Linked DNA regions of Homo sapiens: all the other regions are linked to region 1. A link is a loop called in an ENCODE intact Hi-C map of the cell type or tissue named here. Cell type or tissue: ascending aorta. All regions are shown on one strand.

Evidence for each region. Peaks named below come from ENCODE experiments on the same cell type or tissue, not always from the same donor. Only the 100,000 strongest peaks of a DNase experiment are listed, where the experiment ranks them.
Region 2: a loop joins it to region 1, with 2.4 times the contacts of the local background. A loop is called at or near these places in 7 of 110 quality-filtered maps.
Region 3: a loop joins it to region 1, with 3 times the contacts of the local background. A loop is called at or near these places in 6 of 110 quality-filtered maps.

What each region holds. Positions count from the first base shown.
Region 1 is chr7:30,908,415-30,916,414 of GRCh38, reverse strand. AQP1 (aquaporin 1 (Colton blood group)) reads right to left here and starts at 4,562. Exons shown (of 4, transcript NM_198098.4): 1 at 4,122-4,562. The coding sequence starts at 4,505. RefSeq lists an enhancer at 7,074-7,573. In ascending aorta, CTCF peaks have their summits at 1,929 and 4,790; DNase peaks (open chromatin) are centred at 1,684 and 4,654; H3K4me3 peaks cover 5,785 bases; H3K27ac peaks cover 8,000 bases.
Region 2 is chr7:30,746,590-30,754,589 of GRCh38, reverse strand. It overlaps INMT (indolethylamine N-methyltransferase), which reads right to left and starts at 2,455. Exons shown (of 3, transcript NM_006774.5): 1 at 2,286-2,455; 2 at 652-859. The coding sequence starts at 2,439. It overlaps INMT-MINDY4 (INMT-MINDY4 readthrough (NMD candidate)), which reads right to left and starts at 2,455. Exons shown (of 20, transcript NR_037598.1): 1 at 2,286-2,455; 2 at 652-856. In ascending aorta, no CTCF peak of the experiment used is centred here; DNase peaks (open chromatin) are centred at 1,399, 2,439, 3,479 and 3,874; H3K4me3 peaks cover 3,205 bases; H3K27ac peaks cover 5,778 bases.
Region 3 is chr7:30,847,655-30,855,654 of GRCh38, reverse strand. MINDY4 (MINDY lysine 48 deubiquitinase 4) reads right to left here. Exons shown (of 18, transcript NM_032222.3): 10 at 5,100-5,201; 11 at 3,376-3,439; 12 at 2,196-2,261. It overlaps INMT-MINDY4 (INMT-MINDY4 readthrough (NMD candidate)), which reads right to left. Exons shown (of 20, transcript NR_037598.1): 12 at 5,100-5,201; 13 at 3,376-3,439; 14 at 2,196-2,261. Among named protein-coding and RNA genes, the nearest start is that of AQP1, 60 kb to the left of the region's middle. RefSeq lists enhancers at 1,198-2,100, 7,125-7,194. In ascending aorta, no CTCF peak of the experiment used is centred here; DNase peaks (open chromatin) are centred at 3,214, 3,494 and 3,834; H3K4me3 peaks cover 1,678 bases; H3K27ac peaks cover 7,790 bases.

The DNA of each region.
Region 1 (8,000 bases):
ATTGGTGCTTCCAGAAGGTAAGGGCCATGGCCCCTGCTGGGTGGGGGCCCTAGACTAAGTGGGGGTACCATCTGGAATTGGCTTGCAGTGAGCTAATGGCCACTTCATGCTGCTAGAAGGTTGCCTGGGGTGGAGAAGGGAAGGCAAGGTGTGACAGGAGGCTGTGGCCTGGGAGTGGTGAGCAGGGGGTGAGCCCCTCAGACAGGTATCCCAGGAGGCCGTGTCCCCTCTCAAAGCATGGCCCCTTCAGAGTTCCCAGGGCAAATCCCAGTCAGGGCCAAGCATCAGGGTGGGCAACACTGGGACCGGCTGGGCTGTTCTGAGGTCCCTAAAGGGGAAGCAGCGTCAGGATTTTCCATGGTGAGGGAAGTCTCCACCACAAAGCTCCCCATCTCTGTGCCCTCCCCCTCATCTGGGGCTGGCGGAAACAGTAATTATATGTCCCAGATGTGGCATCACCACCCAGCCCCCAGCCCCTCCCTGGGCAGGACGGGCTGGGCAGGGACATGGAAACTCTGCCTTCCTTTCCCCATCCCTCCCCTGAGCTCTGGAGGAGGCAGCAGCACCCCCGGGAGAACTGGTGGCATGAAGAGGCCTCTCACTCTATGACTGGGGAAACTGAAGCCCAGAAAAACGGGATAAAGGGGAGAACTTAGGGCTTCAGTCAGGCCCCTGATGCTGCAGGTAGAAACACTTCTTGAGCAGTCAGGCCTGGAATTAGCAGGGCTGGGAGAAGACCCCGAAGAGGGTAGCTTTGCCCTCTGCCTGAGCCCAGCGGGCTGAAATCACAGGCTCTGGGAATCCAGACCCCTTCCCCCGGATGCAGCCCCTGGCCCGAATCCTGAGCCCTCACCACCCTCCTCCCATGCACCCCCAGCCTGACCATACCCAACAACTCCCGTACCACGGCCCTCACCTCCTCCTAGCCTGTGCTTGCTCACACAGTCCCTCTGCCCCTTCCCTCTGCAGTGTCTCCACATTCAGGCTCCTACGAAACCTCCTCCCTGATGCCTTCCTGGCCCTCCCACCCCTTAAGTTCAAAAGTTCCCGGGCCCGCCCTGACACCTCTTATCGCATCTGCCTCCTGCTTCATATCACAGGCAGCTGGGCACTGGCTTATCTTGACCTAGGGCTGTGGGCTTCTCTCGGGAGGGAGCCGGGCTAACCCAGCCCTGCATTGAGCACCCAGCAGTCCCTGGTCATGCTTGCAGGGAGCCGGCTGAGCAGACCAGACAGCAGAAGAATGAAAAAAGCCAGCAAATGCCAGGAATCCTGAGTCCACCAGCATCTCCTACTTCTCAGAGCCCAGCCACACCCTGCTATGTCCCTATCTCATAGACAGGAACTAGGGCCACACAGGCCAGTCTGTTGTGTGATGCCACATGGTGTTAGTGGCTGAGCTAGGACAGGGACAGGTGAGAGTGTCCACCCCAGCCTCAGAGCCTCTCACCCTTAGCCAAAATTGGTATTTGGCTCTTAGAACTAGCCGGGACCTTGCAGGCTGGACGGAGGCCCACGGTCTCTCTAGGGCATATCCTGAGCCCTGAGTCAGTCAGGAGAAAGTTGTCCCCAGCATGTCCCGAAGGGACACCCCCTGACTCACCCCAACCACTTCCTGCCACATCTTTCTCTGTTTTCCTTGGAAATCTCCATGCCAACCACTTGCCCCACCCAGGTTTTGACTGGGCTGGGGCTCAGGGCCAGAGAGGCTGCAGGAGCCTACCCCAGGTCATGAAAGAGAGTGTGTCACCTGCTGCCCAGACTGTTCCCTGCTCCTCTTGAGGCATCCAGGCCACCCCTGAGGCCCCTCCAGTTCCAGGGCCAGTGTCTGACGGGAGCCCTTAGAGGGGTACCTTCTCTATTTCTAGGCCCAGAGTTGAGGTCCTGAACCCCACCCTTCCACTGTTGGGACAGGACAGCGCCTGAGCCCCCACCATCATGCTAAGCGCCCTTATGTTCAGCACTGCCCCTGCTGGGCTGCTCTTAGCCAGCTTTCGTGGGATGGGTGATAAGCTCAAAGCAATGAAGTGAGCTGGCTGTCTGGGTGTGGCTGTGAGGTCACAAGACCTGAGTTCCCTCTCGAGGGTCAGGGTCCGCAGCTCCAAAGAAGCTCAACAAGTTAGCAGTGGACACGTCTTGAACCCAGGTGTCTGCCTCTCAGCCCAGGGCCGGACCCCACACTAGGCTGCTCCTCTTTCTCTCCCATTTGCAACACGCCCAGCCCAAGTATTGGGGTGACTATAAAAAATGAAGGCCAGGGAGGGAATGGGGCACGGGAGGCTGGTGTGGCCTCTGTTCCAGATGGCACAGAAGGGGCCCACCCTCCCGCCTCTGCCTCGGATGCGCATACTAGAGGGTGAAGCCTTCGCCAGCAGGTGCAGAGGCTCCGCCCTGTGAGATGGGAGGGAAGAGACGGGGCCAGAAAGCCTGGAAATCACATCCACTCCCCTACAGGGACGCTCCCCCAGCCCATCATACCCAGCCAAGCTTCAGTGTGAGCTTGACCCTACCCAGCAGAACTCCCTGAGGCCACAAGCTCTGCACCCACTGGCAACTGAGGCCTGGGGGGGCAGAGCTTGATGTGGCCTGCCTGAGCTCTGTCCCGTACATCCCCCGCGGCCACGTCTAAACTGGCTAAAGTCTAAACTCCAGCCCACGGAGCTAATCTTCAATCTTGGGCCTAGCAGAGGTTGGCTGCAGAGGAGGTTGGGTGAGGTGTCACCGTGACACAGAAGTGCTAAGCCCCCCATGGCCAGGCTGAGCCAGCTGCCCTCTGCACCAGACCTTCACCTAGCCTCTCCTGGGCTGCCAGCCGCAGGATCTGAACTTTGGCTGGGAAGCGAGAGGACAGCTGCTGTAATCACTATCTGCCATCTCTGAGGCGCCCTCAGAGATGGCCCACACCGTCCCCACACCCACATGCCCTGCCCACAGCCCCGCCAGCCTCATCTCTCTAGACGAGTCCTCCTCTCTGCTCCTTGGCTTCTCTCCCTCCCTGTAAGGGCACCCCCAGGCCTGCTCACCTGTCCCTTGGGCCCTCAGAGACATCCTCCAAGCCTTCCCCAGTCTCTCAGGCCAAATCCTCCCCTGCTGTGGCCCAAGCCCGGCCTGAGTTTGCACTTGTCTGAGGAGCTGGGAAAGGCCGTGTCTGGGACAGCAGGCAGCTGCCACCAGGGCCAATTTGCCATGCTAAGCAGCCCAGGAGACATTCTTTTCCACAGCTGCCACCCAGTCACCAGCATCTGCTTGTCATTAGTGACCCCAGTCCAGACCCCATTCAAGCCAGGAGCCATGGGCACGTGTTGCAAACTCACCCCCACACACCCTTACACAGCAGCACAAACATGCACACAGTTGACACAAGCACAGAGACTCATGCTGGCAAACACATGCACACATACACACCTTCACACACACACACGCACACGCACATGCACACACACGCCACACCTCTCAGTGCCTAGAGACCATGGAGCCCAGCGCTTGCCCCCCAGCCCATACTGTAATCCAGGAAAACTGCCTTCAAACAGCCCCAGAGAGTGTTTTCACTCCCTTATCTTTGTCTAATCTCAGGGGCAAAAGAGTGGAAGAGGGCCTTTCTCTTGATTCCTAGAGGTGGTTTATTTGGAAACTAGTGTGAATATGGGGGGCTCCCTGAGGGAGTCCTGCTCACACACTTGCAGAGCCAGCTGCAGACAGGCTGGGCATTTGGTTCAGGGTGGCTGGGGACAGCGGGCAAAGTTTCCCCAGGGTGCAGGGCTGCAGGAGGAGGGAGCTGGCGGCACAGGCAGGACTGAGAAGGGCCAAAAAGCTACAGCCAAGGGGCGAGGAACTGCTGGCCAAGCTTATTCCCCATAATAGATGCCCTGCAGGGGACATTGGCAAGACCATTATTCTCTGGATCTCAGCTTCCCACAGTGCCTGGCAGAAAACAGGCTTTGGGAGGCATGCATAGCTGAGTTCCAGCCCCAGCTCTTCCCCCCAGCTCTCTACGTGACCTCCAGCAACCTCTTGTCCTCTCCGTTCCTCAGTGTCCCCATCTGCACAATGGGCAGAGGATGGAACCAGTGCCTTTCAGCATCATTCTAGAACCCCCCCAAGCCCAGGGACACCCCACTCACGTCATTGCGGCCAAGCGAGTTCCCAGTCAGGGAGGAGGTGATGCCTGAGAGGATGGCGGTGGCGACGATGGCCCCCACGCACTGGGCGATGATGTACATGAGGGCACGGAAGATGCTGATCTGGCAGCTGAGCAGCAGCCCCAGTGTGACAGCCGGGTTGAGGTGGGCGCCGCTGATGTGGCCCACACTCTGCGCCAGCGTGGCGATGCTCAGCCCGAAGGCCAGCGACACCTTCACGTTGTCCTGGACCGCCGTCTGGTTGTTCCCCACCGGGTATTTGAAGCCCAGGGCAGAACCGATGCTGATGAAGACAAAGAGGGTCGTGGCCAGGAACTCGGCCACCACTGCCCTCCAGAAGAGCTTCTTCTTGAACTCGCTGGCCATGCTGGCAGGGGGCTTGGCCTGAGACCGCTGCCGGGTGCTCAATTCCCTCTGAGAGCTGAGCCACAGCCTGGGCTGGGCCTATTTATAGGGCCGGGGGGCGGGGGGAGCACAAAGGGAGGAAGGCCTCTCTTCGCTCCTGGCCCGCCCCACACCACACAGACCTCCTCTGGATGGATGCAGACACGGCTGTGCTGTCGGCCTGCCAACTTTTTCCTTCCTCCTCTCCCCCTCCCTCTCTCTCTCTCTCCCTCCGCCCTCAGCCCTGCCCAGCCCAAGGAGGCAGGCAGGAGGCAGCCGTTGCTCTAATAGGCTTTGGGAAATTCTTCCAAGCTGGCCCCACTCAGGGAACCAGAGAAATCCAGGTGTCTCGGCCCTGTGTGCAAAGCTCAGGGAGTTCCTGAGGGCAGAGCCAGGTGCTCCGGAGTGGGTGGGGTGGGCGGGCTGGACTCAGTGGGTGGACGTTGCCCTCCCTGGAGGCAGGTACCATGATCCTGCTGGCCTGACATCCCCATCCCGACCCAGAGAGGCACTGGCCTGGAGTCCCCGGGCCCAGGGCTCCAGAGGGGCAGTCAAGTCCTCCCGCACCGCCACTGCATGCCATGTTAGGGATGTCCCAGAGTCCCCAGTCCCCCAGAGCCAGGGCTCTGTGGATGGGGGCACGGAGGCATCAGAAGTTGCAGAGAGGTTGTCTGTGGCTGCCCTGCATGCTGCGGTTGAGGGCAGGCCCGAGCTAGGCAGAGCTGTTAGAAAGCCCCCGCCCTGGGAGCTCCCAAACTTCTCGACAGCGATTTGAACCAATGATTTGAGGGCAGGCTGGTGAAGATAGGGACAGTTTAGGACTTTCCTCTCAAGGCAGTCACACTGGCGGGTCACTGGGAAGGTGGAAGGAATGGCAGCCCCACCTGGCATTGGAAGGTGCTGGAGAGGAGGGAGGGAGGGAGCAGGAGAGAAAGGCAGAGACAGACAGATGCTGGCTGAGGGGAGGAGAAGAGACAGACAAGGAGAAAGGAAAGACAGTAGCAGGGAAATAGAGCAAAAGTGGAAGTGAAAGAGACAGATCCCCCAGCCAGAGACAGTGAGACAAGCAGGGCTGAGAGAGACAGAGAGAGCGCAAAGGGCTAGGAAAAGACAAACTGAAACAGGGGAGATAGGACTGGACCCAGAGCCAAGAAGCAGAAAGGGAGAGATAAATGAGGAGAGGCAGAGAGCGGGAGGGACCAGACGAGCCCCTGCAGAGGGAGGGGCCGAGGCCCTGCTGCAGATCCCCGTGGGCCGCCTGTGCCCCGGGCATCTCCAATCCAGAGGCCTAGCGCCAGCCAACAAACAAGAATCTGGACTCCAGGGCCAGCAAGCTGTCAGGAACCCCTGGGCCTGGCCCTCTTGCCTGCTGCATGGAACGTGCTGGAAGAACCAGGCCCAGAAGGGAGGGTCCCCCTGCGTCCCCTAGGGAAGGCCTGGGATGATCTGGGCTCTCCTCCCACCTCCTGCCTGCCCCACCACAGTCCCACTCGGGCGTGTTGGCATCTTCCCATTTATAGGTGGGAAACTGAGGCCCGGTGAGAGGACTTTTCTAAGTGTGCCTGGGGCAGGGCAAGGATGAGTGGGTCTTATGCCTCTTGTCCAGGGGCTATCCTGCAGAGAATGACACCAGCTGTTACTGGCCACCCCTCTGCCCAGCTGTGGCCTGGCTCTTGGGGTGAATTGCCAGGGACCAGCCTGGTGTGTGTTTGCTGGGGCTGCAGGTGGGGAAGATTCATTCCCCTAAGTGCCTGTACAGGACGGTGGTGGCCAGCAGGCCCTGCCTGCTCAGACAGCCCAGGTGGCCGAAGGTCATAAGTACTTTCTTAGCTGTCCAGGAGAGGAAACTGGCCCCACTGGGCTACTTCCTGGGCCCTCCTCTACATCCTTTCCTCTGAGGAGCCCTGGCTCAGCATTCCAGTCTCTGGGAGGCTCCCTCATGCCCCTGGCCCCTGGCCCCTGGCCCCATGCCCTGGCAGGGACACTGACCCACATGAGGAGCTCTCTGGTCAGTTTCAGGGGCGTCCAACCAGAGCTCTCTCTGCAGGGCTAGGATCCCCTCACCTTGAAGTTTTGGAGGGCAAACTGTTTCTCCTGCAGACCTGGCTCCTGAGGGCAGGGGTGGCACCCCTTAGACCAGGGTCCTCTGGAACATGGCCATTTCCCTTCAGGCCACAGGCTCCTGGGCATCTCCCGTAGACCATGTCTACTGAGGGACATACACACCTCCTCCTCCCCTCACCTGTCCCTGCCCTGCTATGTTCTGAGGCTGTCGGGTGCTGGGACCCAGCCAAGAAGACTTGAGGAAAGAAGCAGGGGCAGAGCAGGCACCAGGCCGCAAGGAGCCACTGAACTCAGGCCAGTGTGGCCATGCAGAGTGGCAGAGACAGGAAAACGGGCCTGCATGGACCCAGGCATGTCCCGTGTGTCCATGATGGTGTCCGTGGCTGGGTCAGCATCTGTGCAGCCGAGGACCCATGATTTTCCAGGGGGCCCATGTGGGTGAGAGTCATCTGGAACTTACTAATTTATCCAACATATAGTTGGATAAATGTTTAGTGTGTGTCACATGCCAGACATTGCTCTGTGTACAGGGGAGACAGCCACGAGCCAGACAGACCAGCTCCTGTTCACATGCAGTTTCCATCTTGGTGTGAGGGCCCGCAGGTTAGGTGAGGACACGGTGGCTGATGATCGAGGTATTGCAGAGTGTGTGTGTGTGTGTGTGTGTGTGTGTGTGTGTGTGTGTGTGTGCACTCAGCAGAAGCCCTTGTTCTGCATTGGGGCAGGAGGCCAGGGGGACCAGGGGGAAGTGGTCAGGCAAAGCACTTTTGTCCAGGCAAGTAGGTGCCCACCAATCTCAGGAGGCTATGCGGGTCCTCAGGGTGTCACTCCACCACCCCTTGCATCTCCCAACCTCTCCCCCTTGTGAGTGTGGCCTCTGCCTTTAATACCACCATTATGGTGCCATTCTTTTGGAGGAAGGCATGGCTGTCGCCAGGAGGCGCCACCAGAATGCAGGCACGGCCAGGAATGCCAATACAGAGCTCACGTGCCCACCACCTCCGAGGGGCCCTGTGGCTGTTACCCGGCCATGTGGCTAAAAAGGGGAAAGGCTTGCCGCTGGAGCCCCAGGCCCAGGGACGTCTCCAACCCCTCCGCCTCCTTTTCCCTGATCTGCCACAAATCCAGGCCAACCAGAGAAGGAAGAAAGGAAGAAAGGACACAGTGTCCAGCTGGGGCCTGTTTCCTGCAACCCCGAAAGGCTCAGATTGTAAGTGACTTGCCAAGGAAAGGCAGAGCTGGCACTAAAACTCAGGATGCCCCCATCCCAGAGCCCAAATGCAGTTCTCTGCACACCTGTCAGGAAGGGCCCCCAATGACCTGGTTACCAGACAGAAATCCCAGTACAAAATCTGGGGGCTGCAGGCCCAGAGAGGTGCCAGGATGGGTTGGGGGTGGGGAGGGAGGGAGGGG
Region 2 (8,000 bases), 160 kb after region 1:
GATATGGATGGATGGGTGGATGGATGGATAGATGGATGGCTGGGCGGATGTATGTGGATGGATGGATGGATATGAATGGGTGGATGGATGGATGGATGGATGGATATGGATGGATGAATGGATGGGTGGGTGGATGGATGAATATTGATGGATGGATGAATGGACGGATGGATAGATGGATGGATAGGTGAACGGCTAGTTGGCTGGCTGGATGGATGGATGGATATGGATGGGTGGGTGGATGCATGAATATGGATGGATGGATGGATGGATGGATGAATGGATGAACCGGTGGGTGGACGGATGGATGGATATGCACGGATAGTTAGATACATAGAAGATAGAGAGGTAGATATATAGATGAGGGTAAGGAAGGAAGAGAAGAAGGAAGAGATGAAAATCATCTGGTTTTCAGTGTTCATACTTGACTATATCACACCTCAACATAGTCCTGTGATCAGAGTCTTGCCCCTAAAACTGCTGTAATCCTGAAACTTGGGATTCCATCTACTCTATCCCCACCACAGGACATCTGGTCCTATACCTGAAGGTCCTACTGTCCTGAAAATGTCAGAGACAACAAAGAGGCCAGGGAGACTTCTGAGAAAGAAGGTTGACTGGGAACCCCCTCCCCAACCTCTGCACCCCTACCTGTTTCCTTCCAGCTCACAGGCGAATTTCACCGCTGGGGTCCAGTCATAGGCCCCCGGCTCCTTCTTCAGCCACTTTTCCAGCTCCTCCCGGTTGCGGTCGGTAAAGTCGGAGAGAGTGATGTCTTGGAAGGAATCACAGGCAGCAAGAACTTGGTAGATGGTAGGACCTGAGCCAATGTCAATCAGCGTGTCCCCTTGGAGGCCTCCTGTGGGAGGGAAAGACTGGTAATGGATGGGTAAAAGAAACGAGACCCAAGGCAGACACAGGGATGAGGACACACACCCTGGTCTTACCCAAGGGGCAAACGTGCTTGGTGGTTATCACGGATTGGCAGCTCCCTGTAAGCCAAGCCTCATGCCAAATATTTTATATGTGTTAATTTCCATTTACACCTCAAAACTACCCTGTGTAGTGACTGCTATCACTATTTTCATTTTGCAGATTAGAAAACTGAGTCTGTAAAAGGTTAAACAATTAGCCCAATACCTTTCAGTCAAGAACATAAGCCAAGAGTATAATATTTCTGGGACAGAGAACAGAGGCCCAAGCCCTGCTCTGGGGAAGATTCGGGCTGGAGAGTTCAGAGAGGACATGCTGGGGTCAGTGGCCCTTTAAGTTTCAGGCTGACTGGGAGCTGGAAGCCTCCCCTGGAAGTCCAGCCCTTCCTGGATGGGTTTCTTGTTCCTTGGAGGAGGGAGGGGTGAAAGCATACAGGAATAGGAAGCCGGGGCTAAGGAGATGATCTGGGAAGATGGCCCCAGGAGTGAATCCAGGGTCACCTGGAAGCTGGAATGAAGCATGACTTCCAACATTCTGTCTGGAGCCCTGGCGTGGGGCCATCACTTGGCCTTCCAAGCTTGGTCACACCCAGTCCGGCTGTTCTCTGATTTCTGCCTCCCACACCGGCCTGCTCCTCCAGGCTCAGCAGCCTTTTAACCCCCTCTTATCCCACAGACCACCAGGAGACTCACCCTTACTGTTCCCCAGTCAAGTGCCTAAAGTGAGGACACGGCTGCTTGAGTTTAGAAGACACAATCAAATCATGGGGTCACCATGGGGAGGGCAGTGATCATCGGGAGACAGGCAGAAGTCACCATCCATCGTGCAGATGGCTCAGTTGAGGTCCTTGGGGTCTGAGCCCCTTGCTCAGGGTTGAGACCCCACCTAGCAATCCTTGTCCCAGGGCAGGGCTTTTCCAGGTCCTCATCACAGACACATCTAGGCTGCACACTCCGGGCACAGGCGATCCCGTCCCACTGCAACCCTGCTGTTTGCCCTTGGCCTTCTGGGGGCCCCAGAGGCCTGGCTGTGCAAGGTCAGGACTGAACTTGATGATGACCTGGAGAGCCTTTTCTGCTCCACCCCAAAGACCTAGGGGCTAATGGAGAGCAGTGTGGGAACTGCACGGGGCTGTGCTCTTCAGCTGGCACAGAGCTCCTGAGCCATGGGGAGACAGACTCAACCTCCAGCATAACAGCTGCCCAAAGAGAGGGGGCAGGGCCCCAGAAGCTCCCCCAGCCCATCCCCAAAAACCCCTAGAGGAGACCAGACTGCCCCCAGGACACCGTCTCCCCATCCCCATCCAGGTTCCTTGGAGAGAGGCTCAAGGGGAAGGGCCACCCTCTGCTCACCAGGGCCGAAGGTCTTGTGGAGACATTCCAAGTTAAACTTCAGCATCTCGGCCTCGGGTGAGGGGCTGCCATCGAAGCTGTAGTAAGTAGCCAAGTAGTCCCTGGGCAGGAAGTGCTTCTGGTACTCATCACCCCCAGTGAAGCCACCCTTCATGGTGTCCCTGAAATGTGCCCCCTCCTTGCTATCAGGTCTTATGAGGGCTCCAAGCTCTCCAGGCTCCACCCCCAGCATTCCAGCCTCATCCCATGGCTCCTCCCAAGTATGCCTTTCCTTGAGCTTCTCCTTCTAGGGGGATGCAGAAGGCAGTGCATGTCTCACCACCTCCCAGCCACACTGACACACCTGAGGTTTCCCCAACCCCAGAGCTATGACAGCTGGGGCTGCAGCCGCCCTGGCCCTGCTGCCTCTAGGGACCAACCCATGTCCGTCAAAGGCAATTGATGGTGCCCAGCCCTGGGTGCAACTCTCAGCCCTGGCAGCCACATGCTGCTCTGTGGCCTCCAAGTAGGTGTCAGACCTATGTTTCCCCACCTGCGTGCCCACTTCACTGACTGTAAGGACCAAAGTCACTCCTCTAAGTCACAGGTGTTGTGACCTGAGTGCACAGTGAGATCCCCATCTTGTCGCCTGGTGGTCACTGGGGCCCAGTGGCTCTCTCTAGGCCAGGCAGTGGGTGCAGCTTCATGCATCCCCCATCCCTGCTGGAGAACACAGTTCAGACCCCAGGAGGCAGAGCAGAATGGCTGACTTGGCATCACTGTGCAGGTCACTGGGAGAAGAGCAGAAATTGTCGTCAATCTCCATGAATGAGAACAAGGGCGCCCGGTCATAAAGCATAAACTGTCAGAGGGGTCCTGGCTTCCTGGCCACTGACTCACCTGGCTACTCCGGGTAAGACACTCCTGGCCTCAGTCTTCTCTTTGAAATGGGACTGGGTTGTAAAATCTCCCACAGACAGAAAAAAGCTCAGTCTCTGTTTTTGGCACTAGGAAATGGCTCTGACTTGGCCACAAACCGGACAGAAATGAATCCGCTACACTGGAGGTTCAGGCCTCTTGCCCTGAAAGTGGGAAGGACAGGAATGCCTTGTTCTGGCTTTAAGTAAACAAACAATTCTGAATCCACAGGGCCCAACAGATGGGTGATGCCACAGACGCAGGAACACCCAGCGGTCGTCAGGGCCTGGCTTCCAAGGGGCGGGTGCCTGGGCAGCCTCCAGGGAGGCCTGCGGCTGTCGTGCTGGCCTGCAAAAGGCATACAGAGCAGGCAGGAAACTGCAGGGCTCGCATTACATGATTGGAGGAGTGTGCAATAAAGGCACGGTGCTAACTAAGTTGTGGGCAGGGTGGAAGGAAGACATATGGTACCTCTATTAGTCAGGGTTCTTCAGAGAAAGAGAACCCAGCTTGTGTACACTGAGAGAATCAGATCTATTTTAAGTAATTGGCTTGTATAATTGTGGAGGCCAGTAAGTCCAAACTCTGAAGGGTGGGACCAGGAAAAGCCAATGTTGCAGTCCAAGTCCAAAGACCAGCTGCTGCCAGAATTCCCTCTTGCTCGGGGAAGGCCAGTCTTTTGTTCTACTTGGGCCATCAGCTGATTGGATGAGTCCCGCCCACATTATGGAGGGCGATCTTCTTTACTCAAAGTTTAAATGTGAATTTCATCCAAAAACACCCTTACACAAACAGCCAGGATCATGACTGACCACCTATTTGGGCACCATGACCTAGCCAAGTTGACTCATAGAAAGCACCATCACAGAACCTGAGGGCTAGCAGCATGGAGGAGCCATCATCCCAGTGAGACTGAGACAGAGCTGTGCAGAGAGGGCCTCCTGCAGCAGCCAATAGCAAAAGAGCTGATATGATTTGGCTGTGTCTTCACCCAAATCTTATCTTGAATTGTAGCTCCCACAATTCCCACATGTTGTGGGAGGGACCCGGTGGGAAGTAATTGAACCATTGGGGCAGGTCTTTCCCATGCTGTTCTCATGATACTGAATAAGTCTCTTGAAATCTGATCATTTTATAAGGGGGACTTTCCCTGCACAAGCTCTCTTTTTGCCTGCTGACATCCATGTAAGACATGACTTGCTCCTCCTTGCCTTCAGCCATGATTGTGAGGTCTCCCCAGCCATGTGGAACAGTGAGTCCATGAAACCTTTTTCCTGCATAAATTACCCAGTTTTGGTTATGTCCTTATTAGCAGTATGAAAACGGACTAATAGAGTAGCTAAAGAATAAATACCCAGACCTCCTTCTCCTACCTTCCTCCAATATCCTGCCAAATTTAGAGGGAAGGGAGTGGTGACTACAGTCCACATGTCAGCTTCCTGGCACTTGCAGTAGCCTGGAGAGGATGGAAAGCAGAATGGAGAGGCACATGGAAGACGCCCAGCATTAACACTTAAGGAGTTGAACCGTGGACATGCATGTACTATCCAGGGATTACCCAGAGCCCCTGCAGCAGGACGTGAGCATCTAGGGGGTCTGTACAGGGCGGGAAGAGACCATCCTTCCCAGAACTACACATCATGCTGCAACTGGATGTCCTTGGATGGATAGAGGATGCCCCTCCTAACGCAAGGCCTCCAGTGCCTCCTGCTGCCAGAGGAATGAATCCAAACTCCCCTTTGGCATTCAGAGTCTCTACCCTCTGGCTTCCACCTGCTTCTCCACCACTCAGGCCTTCTCCATCCCTACATGCCTCGTGACTCTGGCCTAACCAAGGGTCCTAACAGCACTATGGCAATCTTCTCAAAGTGAAGCCTCTTACGGATATATTCTAAGAATGAGTTTCTCAACCTCAGTACTATTTGCTCTTCAGGCCAGGTAATTCCTTGTTGGGTGGGGGTGCGGAACTGTGTCATAGGATTTTTAGCAGCATCTCTGGCATCTACCCCCTAGATGCCAGTACACTCCGAAGTTACAACAACCAAAAATGTCCCCAGACATTGTCAAATGTCCCCTGGGAGGCAAAATTGTCCCCGGTTGAGAACCACTATCCTTAGGTTTGCCTTCATCAATGTGACAACTTTGTTCATGACAGGGCTAAGCTTCAGGCCCTTTTAAGAATGTGCACCTCATCTTAGGCACCTTTCTATACAGTGATATTTTTTTAAAATAGAGCAAGGAAATTTCCATTCAAGAGGACTTCTGTTGCAATAGTAAGCAAAGGGGCAAATTTCAAACTGCCTATCAAGAAACTAAGACCACTTGAAAAGTCAGACAGATAAGAAAAGGATCAAGCTCCTTTTCAAGATTAGGGAAACTACCATCTCAGCATTCCACGCTCCCTGATACCTTGCTACTTCTCTTCCTGCCTGGCTCTGTGGGGTGAAGAAATGAGTCCAAAGAGGGAACTTGCCAGTGTAAATGAGATTGTTTTCTCTGGTGAGTTGCAAGCAGCTACTCAGACCCTCGTCTCACACAAAACACCAAAATAAAGGCTAAAATGTCTTTCCAAAAATCAACCACAGAAGCTATCATGGTCAAATTGTTATCAAACTTCTGGGTAAGAGAGGATTTTCTAAACCTAGATTGAAGAAAGCCTGAAGAGAAAAAAAAAAACCACATTTATTATTTTACATTATATTACATTATCTCATATTTTGTTAGAGAAAAATTAAAAATTTTTCCTAAAAAATTAAAAAGAAAAAGCACTATTTTCCTTTTGGAAAAAAATTTGGTGATTATTTGCCTAAATTATTTATACTAAAAGTTTTTAGAACTCTGACCCAGGAATCCTACGTATGGGAATCCAAAATACAGAAAAATACAGAATGCAGAAATACAGAAAAATAATCCAAATACAGAAAAAGCAAATGTACAGGGGTATTAATTACAACATTATTTACAGCAAGGAAAACCTGCAAGTCTCTTACCTGCCAAGCACTGGAGAGCAATTAAGTCAACCTTACTTGAACAGCCCCCAAAACTGACATTCCTGAGCCTTCCTGGTGACATGGAGAAGTGAGTTTGGCCCAGGGCTAGGAGAACAAAGCGATCCAGATAGGTACACACAGTGAGGAGATCACAGCCCTGCAAAGACTTTTCAGATGCAAGAGTGCAGCGGCAGAGGCCAATTCTGACATGAGAAATGCTGGGACAAATATAAGACCCTCAATGTCACCAATCATTTTAACCCACCTAGAATTCACGTTAATTGGATTTCAATATGAATTTTTTTTTTGAGACAGGATCTTACTTGGTTTCCCAAGCTGGGGTGCAGTGGTGGGATCATAGCTCACTGCAGCCTTGAACTCCTGGGTACAAGCAATCCTCCTACCTCAGCCTTCTGAGTAGCTGGGACTGTAGGCACACGCCATCCCATTCAGCTAATTTTTAATTTTTTTTGCAGAAGCAGGATCTCGCTATGTTGCCCAGGCTTGAAATTCATTTTTAATAAACTGGGTAGACATCTAATTTTATTTTCTTCCAATCAGATAGGTAGTTATGCCATCACCATTTATTATGTAATTGACACTTTTCTCACTGAACTGAAATTCCACAGAGTATGAGCTCTGTTAATTTTAGAAAAGAGGAAAATTTACATTTAACACAATAAAATGATAAGAATTATGATTTAAAAATGGATTAAAATCTACACTCTGTTGAAATGTTTTCTTGTGAACTCAAAACCTGAAGAAATAAAAAATAAGGCCAGTCGTGGTGGCTCACCTAGCAATTTGGGATCTCAAGGTGGGAGGATCACTTGAGTCCAGGAGTTCAAGACCAGCCTGGGCAACATAGGGAGACCCCACCTTTACAAAAAATAAAAAAAAATTAGCCAGGTGTGGTGGTGCATGCTTGTAGTCGCAGCTACTTGGGAGGCTGAGGTGGGAGGATCACTTGAGCCTAGGAGGTCGAGGCTGCAGTGAGCTGTTGTCGTGCCATTGTACTCCAGCCTGAGTGACAGAGTGAGATCCTGCCTCAAAAAAAAAAAAAAATTGACCATCTTTGATTCTGGGTGGTGGGATGGGGCCTTAGTGCTCAAAGTGTGGTGGCCTCAGTAGTGTCTTGGAGCTTATTAGACATGCAGAACCTCAGAACTAGAGCCTGCATTATAACCCAGTCCCCAGGTGACTCCCAGGCATGCTAACATTTAAGCAGTTCTATGAAGATATGAAGACAGGAGGGCAATGTGAGGATGAGGCTTGGAGTTCGTCTTTATTTTGGCTTTGGGCATAGAGCCTTGAATTGGAATCTGAATTCCATCCTTTGCTGGGTAAGGCACGTCACCTTCAGCTTCCTCATCTCTAAGGGGGCGCATCAGCATGTACTTTGCAGATTGTTGTGAAGATGACAAGGTGATGCCCAGCACACAGTAGGTACTCTGTGAGTGCTAGGGACCTTCCAAGGTGTCTCCCTTCATCTGCTCTTACAGCATCTGCAGAGGGGCAGCTCATCACCAGCTGAGGCCCCAGACTTGCCCATTTGCAAAAGACATGACAGTCTGCTGCCTGAAATCACTATAAGGTGAATTTTGGAAAGAGCTTTGGCAACACTCTTTTTTTTTTTTTTTTTTTTTTGAGACGGAGTCTCGCTCTGTCGCCCAGGCTGGAGTGCAGTGGCGCAATCTCGGCTCACTGCAAGCTCCGCCTCCCGGGTTCACACCATTCTCCTGCCTCAGCCTCCCAAGTAGCTGGGACTACAGGCGCCCGCCACTACGCCCGGCTAATTTTTTGTATTTTTAGTAGAGACGGGGTTTCA
Region 3 (8,000 bases), 61 kb after region 1:
ATCTCATAGACAAGGATGCAGAGGTCCTGGTGCTGAGGGGCCACCCCAGTCCATCAGTGGGCAGCTACAAGCCTCAGGATCTGTGGTCATTTGAGCAATCACCCTCAGGCTCCACCTTAGCCCCTGAAGCCTCACCAGTCACTTCCTTTTCCTGGCTCTGGTGGCTCCACGTTCTGCTTCAGCTGGGAGTGTGACCAGGTGATCCCATTCCTGGCCACCCTGGCCAGATCCCACACACGGATGCCATCAGGCTCTGCTCGCCTCTCCTGTGACTGCTGCACTCTCACAACACTCCGGATCAACAGCAGGTCTCCTTTCTGCTCCTTCAGACTGCCTAGTACTGCATTTGGAAGACACCCTTCTCCAAGTGTTTAAGGTTCTTCTTTGAGGACCACCCTTAGATGATGAAGAGCTGGAAGCTACCTGATAACTGCTCCATCTTCCATTTTCCAGATGAGGAAACTGAGACCCAGTGACTTTCCCAAGGCTACATATGACTAAGGAATAAGCCAAAGGGGGCCCCCAGGCCCCTGCTCCAGGCCTCCTCTGCCCAGGCCAGGCGGTGGATGCACCGCATCAGCAGTTGGCCTACTGAGTGACTCCAGTGAAAAACCAGAGCTGGGGACAGGCAGCAAAGGACAGACAGCCTGGGGCTCCCGATGCCCCGGCCAGCACTCCTTCTCCCATGCGCCTGGACAGAGCAACCCACGTAGAAAGGGAGCCATCCTAATCCATGCTTTTGGGACAGGCCCTGAGGCCTCTCCCCAGGCTGAGGGGTGAAAGCACTTCAGGTGGATTGCCCCTCCGGTGACCTCACCTGCCTCCTTTTGTTCCTAGGGTAGGCCCCATTGCCTACCCAAGGGACATCTGGTGCTGCCAGGGCCTGATCATTTCCCAGGGCTGTGCCCAGGCCTTCAGGGTCTTTGGGAAAGTTCTGCGGAAGGCAGTCTGACAGCAGGAGCTTTAGTCCTGGTCCCATTTCCAGCAAGTTCTCCCACTCTCCGGCTTACCACCAAACCCTCCAGTGCCTTCTGTGGGGCCAAAAAGAATGGATCCCACATCCAGAAGGTCAAAGGGAAGGCAAGGTGAGGCTCAGGGACCAGCCAGCACACCAGGAGAGAAAGGTCTGTGTTCTTCCTCTGCTTCGTAGTGGGGGTCTCAGAGGTCGCGGGTCTGCTGGCCTTAGTTCAGGCCACACCTGCCTTCTGTAATGCTTCCCTCTCATTTCTACATGTCTACAAGGAACCCATCTCAAGGCTGCCCTTAGAGCATCATTACAATGGCAATCCTAATGTCAACAACAGAAGCTAACAACTACTGAGAACATCAAGCACAGCCCAGCTGCCCTAGGCTCTCTGCGCGATGCTCTGAGGCAGGCACTGTTCTTCTGACCCACATTTTACAAATGAGGAAAGTGAGGTACAGAAGGATTCAGAAAGTTGCCTGAGGTCAGGGAGCTACTGAAGGGTGAATCTAGATTCAAAGTCAGGCCAACTGGCTCCAGAGACCGTGTTCTTTACCCCTGGAGTGTGTAGCCCCTCCCCACAGAGTCTGTGATACCACAGCTCTGCCATGACTTCCCGGAGCCCTGTGATCTGCTGCTGTCTGGCCCTGGCCACGTCCCGCCCAGCTCATGGCCAGGAGTGGATGTACAGCTCTCCTCTGGCAGGCGGGGGGGCTCCAGAGCCCCCACCCAGAGCAGCCCTGCCACCCCAGGGATACTAATCAAGGTGTGTATCACACTGCTAAGCCCTCCAACCCACCCAAGAAGCCGCTTTCTGGTTACCTCACCAGCTGGTCCCAGGACCCACTCCACTGACAAAGAGCTCCTGTATTCCAGTGGCGGCTGCTTCCACTCAGACAGAGAGAAAGCTCTGGTGACCTCCATCTAACAGCTGCTTCCTGTGTCCTGACCCCACCCGTCCAGCTCTGCTGTCAGTAGTCCTGGCTGTGGCTGCTACCTGTGCCCTGCCTCCAGGACCAGCTCTTGAGGATGCAATGGCAGGAGCCAGATCCCTCACCCCAAGTCCATTCTCCTCAGCCCCCAACCAGGGGCCAGCATTACTCCTTCCCAGCTTCCTCGCCATCCCAGGGTGGGACGACAGGAGAACAACTCCAGTTCACAGCATTGTTCCCACAGTGAAATCAGAAGGCTTAGTGACGCACATCCCACAGGAGTAAGGCATGCTTCATACCTGATGAATGCTTTGTTGAAGAAAAGTCACCAGGTCCTCATAGCAGGTCAAACTGTGAAGCGTAAGCTGAGAAGACACAAACACTCAGGATGAGTGGCCCAAGCCCCACGCAGTGCCCCATCCTGAATTAGCTTCTGCTCCCTGGCTTTAGTAGCTACAAAATCCAACTTGGGAATGTCCCTGCGTCAGAGAGCAGCATCTCCAAGTCAGGGCTGAGAGGCACGGCCATACCTGTATGTGAGTGAAAGGCTGGCCGGTACCGCTGGAGTCGTCAGGGTTCAGGTGGCCCTACGGCAGCTCTGGGCCTGAGACCCCAGAATTCCAGCATCCTGTGTGGCCCCAACAGGGGAGGGCTGCACCCCATGGGCGAGTCACTGATATCAGAGAGGCGGCTGGCAGGGAGGTGGATAAGGCAGGGGCCATATCCAAATCACAATAGCCAGGCCAGGTGGAAGCCAACAGGCTGTGTCCTGAGTTCAGCAGGAAGCAGCCCTTAGGAGTCTCCTTTGCTTTTTCAGGCAGGCCAGGAAAAAACACTTCAAGAGAAAACATTCAACAATGCGAGACCCTCAGTTAGGGTCACAGGGCAACACGTGCCCAAACCGAGGTCAAATGAAACTAATTTGTTAAAACAAAAATTCTCAGTGAAGAGGTTGGCAAGAGGTAGCTGAAAAACTTCACTGCTCTTATATTTTACAAAATACAAAAATGTATGTCTTCCATTATTTCCCCGATTGTGTATGACTTAGATCTGGCTTTATGGCTGGTGTTCCATGCTATTAAAGTTCCTCCCCACATTCTAACTTTCTCTCCCTCTCCTTACCACCCCTGCCCCACCCCCTCCCACAACAATCCTGGAGCAGATGCTAAAGAAAGAGGAAGAAGGACACAGGGAAGCCTGGGGCTTAACCAAAAGGCATTCCATACAGACTTCAGCTCTGCACACCCTCGATGGGACAGGAAGCCAGTCAGCCTTTTGGCCGTAAAGCCAGCTCTAGCAGGAGCCCATCCCCAAAGCCACCCCACGTCTGTCCCCACCCTAATCCCAGGATGAGGATTCCTGGGACCTGGGCTGCGGAAGGCCAGCCTGTCCCCAGCTGAGGAAGGATTTACTTATATGAAAGGAGACAGTCCCCAAACAAAGCCAAAGTTTGCGTGATAATTTTCCAGAAAGTCGTACTGTTTCTAAGACTCCATCTGCTTTGTATTTCCCTGTTGGACTGAACTGCTGTGTTCTCGAAGCCCTAAAAAGGAAAGGAAGGTGCATGAGTCCTCTGAGTGGAGAGAAGGCGTGCCCTCCAGCCGGGGCGAAACCACATGTGTCATTAAATAAGGACAAATAAGAAGGTGGCTCCAGAGAGAAAATGGAGCCAAGAGTTTCTCATTTTTCCCCACTTTGAACTCACCCACTAGGCTGGGCCCAGAGAACTCCAATAGCAGGATTTAAAAGAAAAAAAAAAGAAATGGAAAAAAGACTGCAAAGGGAGAGCTTGGAATAACCAAACCCAAACCCAAGCCCTGGCAGTAGGAAGTCTGACTCTCACCCACAACTGACAAATGTGTTTCCAGACTGCGGAATGCTGACTTGCCCTTTGTTTTCACTGATGGAGGAACTCCACCTCCATCCTCTCCGAGGCTCCCCCTGGGTGTGCAGTCCCCAGGGGTGTGTAGCCCAAGACGTCCAGGAATCGGAGCCGGGTTTGGGGCCCCGTGCTCCTTTAGTGGCTGTGTAGCCTTGGACCAGCCACCCTCCCTCTCTGGGCTTCTGTTTCCTAATCTGTAAAACAGGGAGAAATTGAATTCCTGCCCCATCTGTTCTCAGGGCTGCCCTGCAGATCCTAAGGGCCGGGGTTAATAAGTTAACTGGAAGGTGAGTACCAAAGACAAGTGACAGTAATAATAACAAAAACAAATAACGATATCTAAAACGTGGTGCTTAGTATGTGCCAGACACTGTCCTAAGCACTTCGCAATTATTATTATTTATCAGCTATTCATATTGATAAAATGATTTAAACTGATAATCATATTTATATCATTTCTTTATACTGACTCATTTAGGTCTCACAGCCATCCAAGTAAGTAATTGTTATAATCATCCCCATTTTCCAGATGAGTAAACAGAGCGATTACATCCATTGCCCAACGTCACACAGCCAATAAGCAACAGCATTGGGAGTCTGACCTAAGAGTCCTTTCTCTGAAGCAATATGCTACAGTGACCAACGTGCCCCCAGAGTATGGTCCTTGGCCCCAAAAGTGATCTCCTTATACTACCGCTTAGCCTCACAGCTGGGACAGCGATGCTTCCACTCTGACGGATCAGGCTGAAGACCCAGCAAACCTTGCATGTGGGTTATATGCAGTAGAATGGGGCCAGCGGTGAAGAGACGATGCGGGTCAGGATAACTGGGTCCAGGGCCTGGGCTCCACCTCACCTCCCTGAGTCTTTATGGGATGGGGACCCAAGTGACAGAGCAAATGGCAGTGTGCTTTGGGGACTGGGAAGAGCAGTACAGTGGGGTCAGGACTGACTCAACCTGAGGGGCTATTTCCTGAGGCCTCCAGATCAGAGAACTATAGAGAGGAGCTGGCTGCAGGGGTCAGAGGCTTCCTCTGAGGGGTCACCCCAGAGCTCCTCAGGAGGAAGGCAGGGCAGACAGACCACGCCTTCCAACATGAGAACTGGAGCCCAGAGAGGGCATCGCAGGGCCGCATGGAAGGCCAGGGCTCTCCCTGAGTCTGCGGCTGCTCAGCACATCAGGCTGGCTTGCAGGGCTCATCCCAGCATGTGGCACAGGGTGGGTAACGGAAGGACCCAAGGATAGGAGCATACACAGCCAGCTTGCCGGCAGCTGCCAGCAGACGATGAGCCACGGCAACACAGACCTCGGAACCACTTACAGTGCAACAACGGCTCTCTCTCGGCCCCCTGCCCGCCACACAATGTCTGCGAGGGCCAGGACGAGGCAGCGGGTCCGGTGGGCATCTGAAGGCTGCAGTCCCCTGCGGACAAGAAAAGGAAGGCATTTATGCCCATGTGGACACAAGGTTGAGATGGTGCAGCTCTACTTAGTGTGGTCAGGCAGTCCCCTCCGCAGATGGCCTGTTCTTTCTCTGGCCTGCAGAGGGGCCACCTGCAGCCCAGGAGCCCCAAGGCAAAGCCCAGGAAAGAGGGGTCTCCACAGCTGAGGGCCAAAGGAGGTGCCTTCAAGTGGGAGGCCCTGGGTGGGGCTGGTGAAGGAGGAGGCAGAGGAAAGGGCCCACAGGAGCAAAGAGGGCTCTGCAGGCTTGGTGGGGCCCAGAAGTGTGTGAGAGAAAGTGCCATGAGTTCTGGCAGGGACTGGGAGGCCCAGCCAGCAGTGCTCGGGAATGACTGCCATCTCAGGACCCTGCCCTGGCCCTGGCCATGCCCACCTCCAAGCCTCTGGAGTCAGTAGCACGTACAGGCAGGTGCTATTCACTGCCAGGGCCAAGGGGACAGCAGCCTCACTTGCTGGACATTTAGACACAGAGAGTGGGGGATGAGTGGCAGGACAGATTCAAGGATGAGCTCTGTGTTTTGAGTGGGCACATGGTGGTGCCATCAAGCAAAATAAGGACAATGTGGCTGGGAAGAGGTAGCTGGAGATAGAAGATAAAGAGTCACACTTCAGACTTACTGAGTTTGAGATGCACTCAGATCTTTAGATAAGGCTGTCAGACATGTAGAAAGCCCAAGAGAGCAGCTGGGGCTGGGCACAGATTTCCCAGAGACAGAATGAGGAAAAACAGAGACCGTGGCCAAGGGTGGAACCCTGTGGAACTCTAAGGAATCAGCGGAGGCAGAGGAAGAAGGGTCAGAGGGGCAGAATGAGGAGAGAGTGCCACGACACAGTCGTAGGATCAAATGGACAGGCAGTCAGCTGTATCAAACATGGCAGAGACCTCTCTATAATAAAAATGGTAACTAAGAGGTCCCTGGTGCCTGAACTGAATGAGAGGGAAGGGAAACAGCCGAATATACGTATTTCTTTCCATTTCATATTCCCAGGACTCCTTCGAGGTGTACTTCTAGGCTTCTCTTGGATTCTGCAAATTTTTAAAAAACTCATACGGAAGCTAGCTGGTCTCTCCCTAACAAACAAAAGGACTTGATGAAGACTCTGCTAGGGCTCAAAGGAATACAGAGGAGGGGGTTCTCTGCCTTCAGTCACCAAATAATTCCTGAGCTCCATGCGGAACTGTGCTGGGGAGGAAGAATACTGAAGTTCGTCCCTCTTTTCCAGGACAGGAGAAAAGAAACCAGACCAGAACCCAGCCCACCACAGTGGGCAGCATGTGGTCACTGCCCAGTGCCTGGGACACATAGCCAGTGACCTACACCTAGGCTGCTGTGGTCCAATTACTTTAAAAGGTGACAGAACACAGTGGCCCCTCAGTTTCCTCATCCATAAACTGGCAATGACCACTGCACCTCCCTCGTGGCTTTAAAGGAGATGTTTGTAAGGTCCCTGGACCAGTGGCTGGCACGTGGTGACTATTCAATCAATGGCGCGTATGACTATTGTCTTTATGAAACCATTAAGTCCCCACTTGGGCCATGACAAGGGGAAAGTGGATTTCCAACATCTAATATGAAAGTGACACCAAGCCTCTGACACTGGAAATCCTTCAAATCCAATGAGACAAGCAACAAGCACTCAAGCACTTAAGAAAATAAAACAGCTACTGCCTGACACTTCTTTGGCCTCAGGAAGCCCATCATGTTCCTTGGAGGAAATAGTTACCAAGCATTCACCGAACCGGATGCCCCAGCTGCTGGGAGCACTGGCCCAGGTCACGGTTCACTATGAAAACCACCATGAGAAAACATTGCTCTAGGTTTCAGGAGAGCCCACACCAAGGACTAAGGGGGCCCTGGAAAGCAGAGCTTATCAGAAAAAGGAGAAAGGACTGGACTCAGAACCCACAAATGTGACTCCATCACCCCCACAGCTCCTGCTTCATGCCCTGCTCTCATACAAATGATGGCCATGTACTGTCAACTGCACATCCTGAGTACCTCATGCCCACCCTTCCCCTGCTGTGTGGCCCAGGCCAGGGTGTTCTGCCCTCAGTTCAGCTGTTACAGCCAGTGCCCCACCAGCAGTTTTGCTCCATCTCACCCCACCGTCCAATCACCATTGCACATACACATGGGGTGGGGGTGGGGGCGTGTCTTCCTACAACACAGGTGTGACCAGTGTTCCCCAACATGGATAGACGTTACACAAAATCGTGCCTGGAGTGTACTTTCTGCCTAGAACACCTAAGCTGGAAAAACTCCATATCTGGAAGTAAGGAGACCCCCTGTCAAACACTTCTACACTAACTTACTGAAGCAGGTAATTCTCAGTTGGAAGCTTCTCAGTGTAGCAACAAATAAGATTTTAAAAGCCAACAGTGGCCAGGTGCAGTGGTTCATGTCTGTAATCCCAGCACTTTGGGAAGCCCCAGGTGGGAGGATCGCTTGAGGCCAGGAGTTTGAGAACAGCCCAGGCAACATAGCGAGACTCTGTCTAGAAAAATCAAAAAATCAGCCAGGTGTGGTGGCATGTGCAGTCCCAGATACTCAGGAGGCTGAGGCAGAAGGATTGCTTGAGCCCAGGAGTTGGAGGCTGCAGTGGGCCATGATCGTGCCACTGCATTCTAGCCTAGGTGACAGAGTGATACCCTGTCTCTAAAACAAAAACAAAAACAAAAACGAACAAACAACAAAAAACACACACACATATATAGAGTATTTATCATGTGCCAGACACTGTTATAAACTCTTTCCATGTT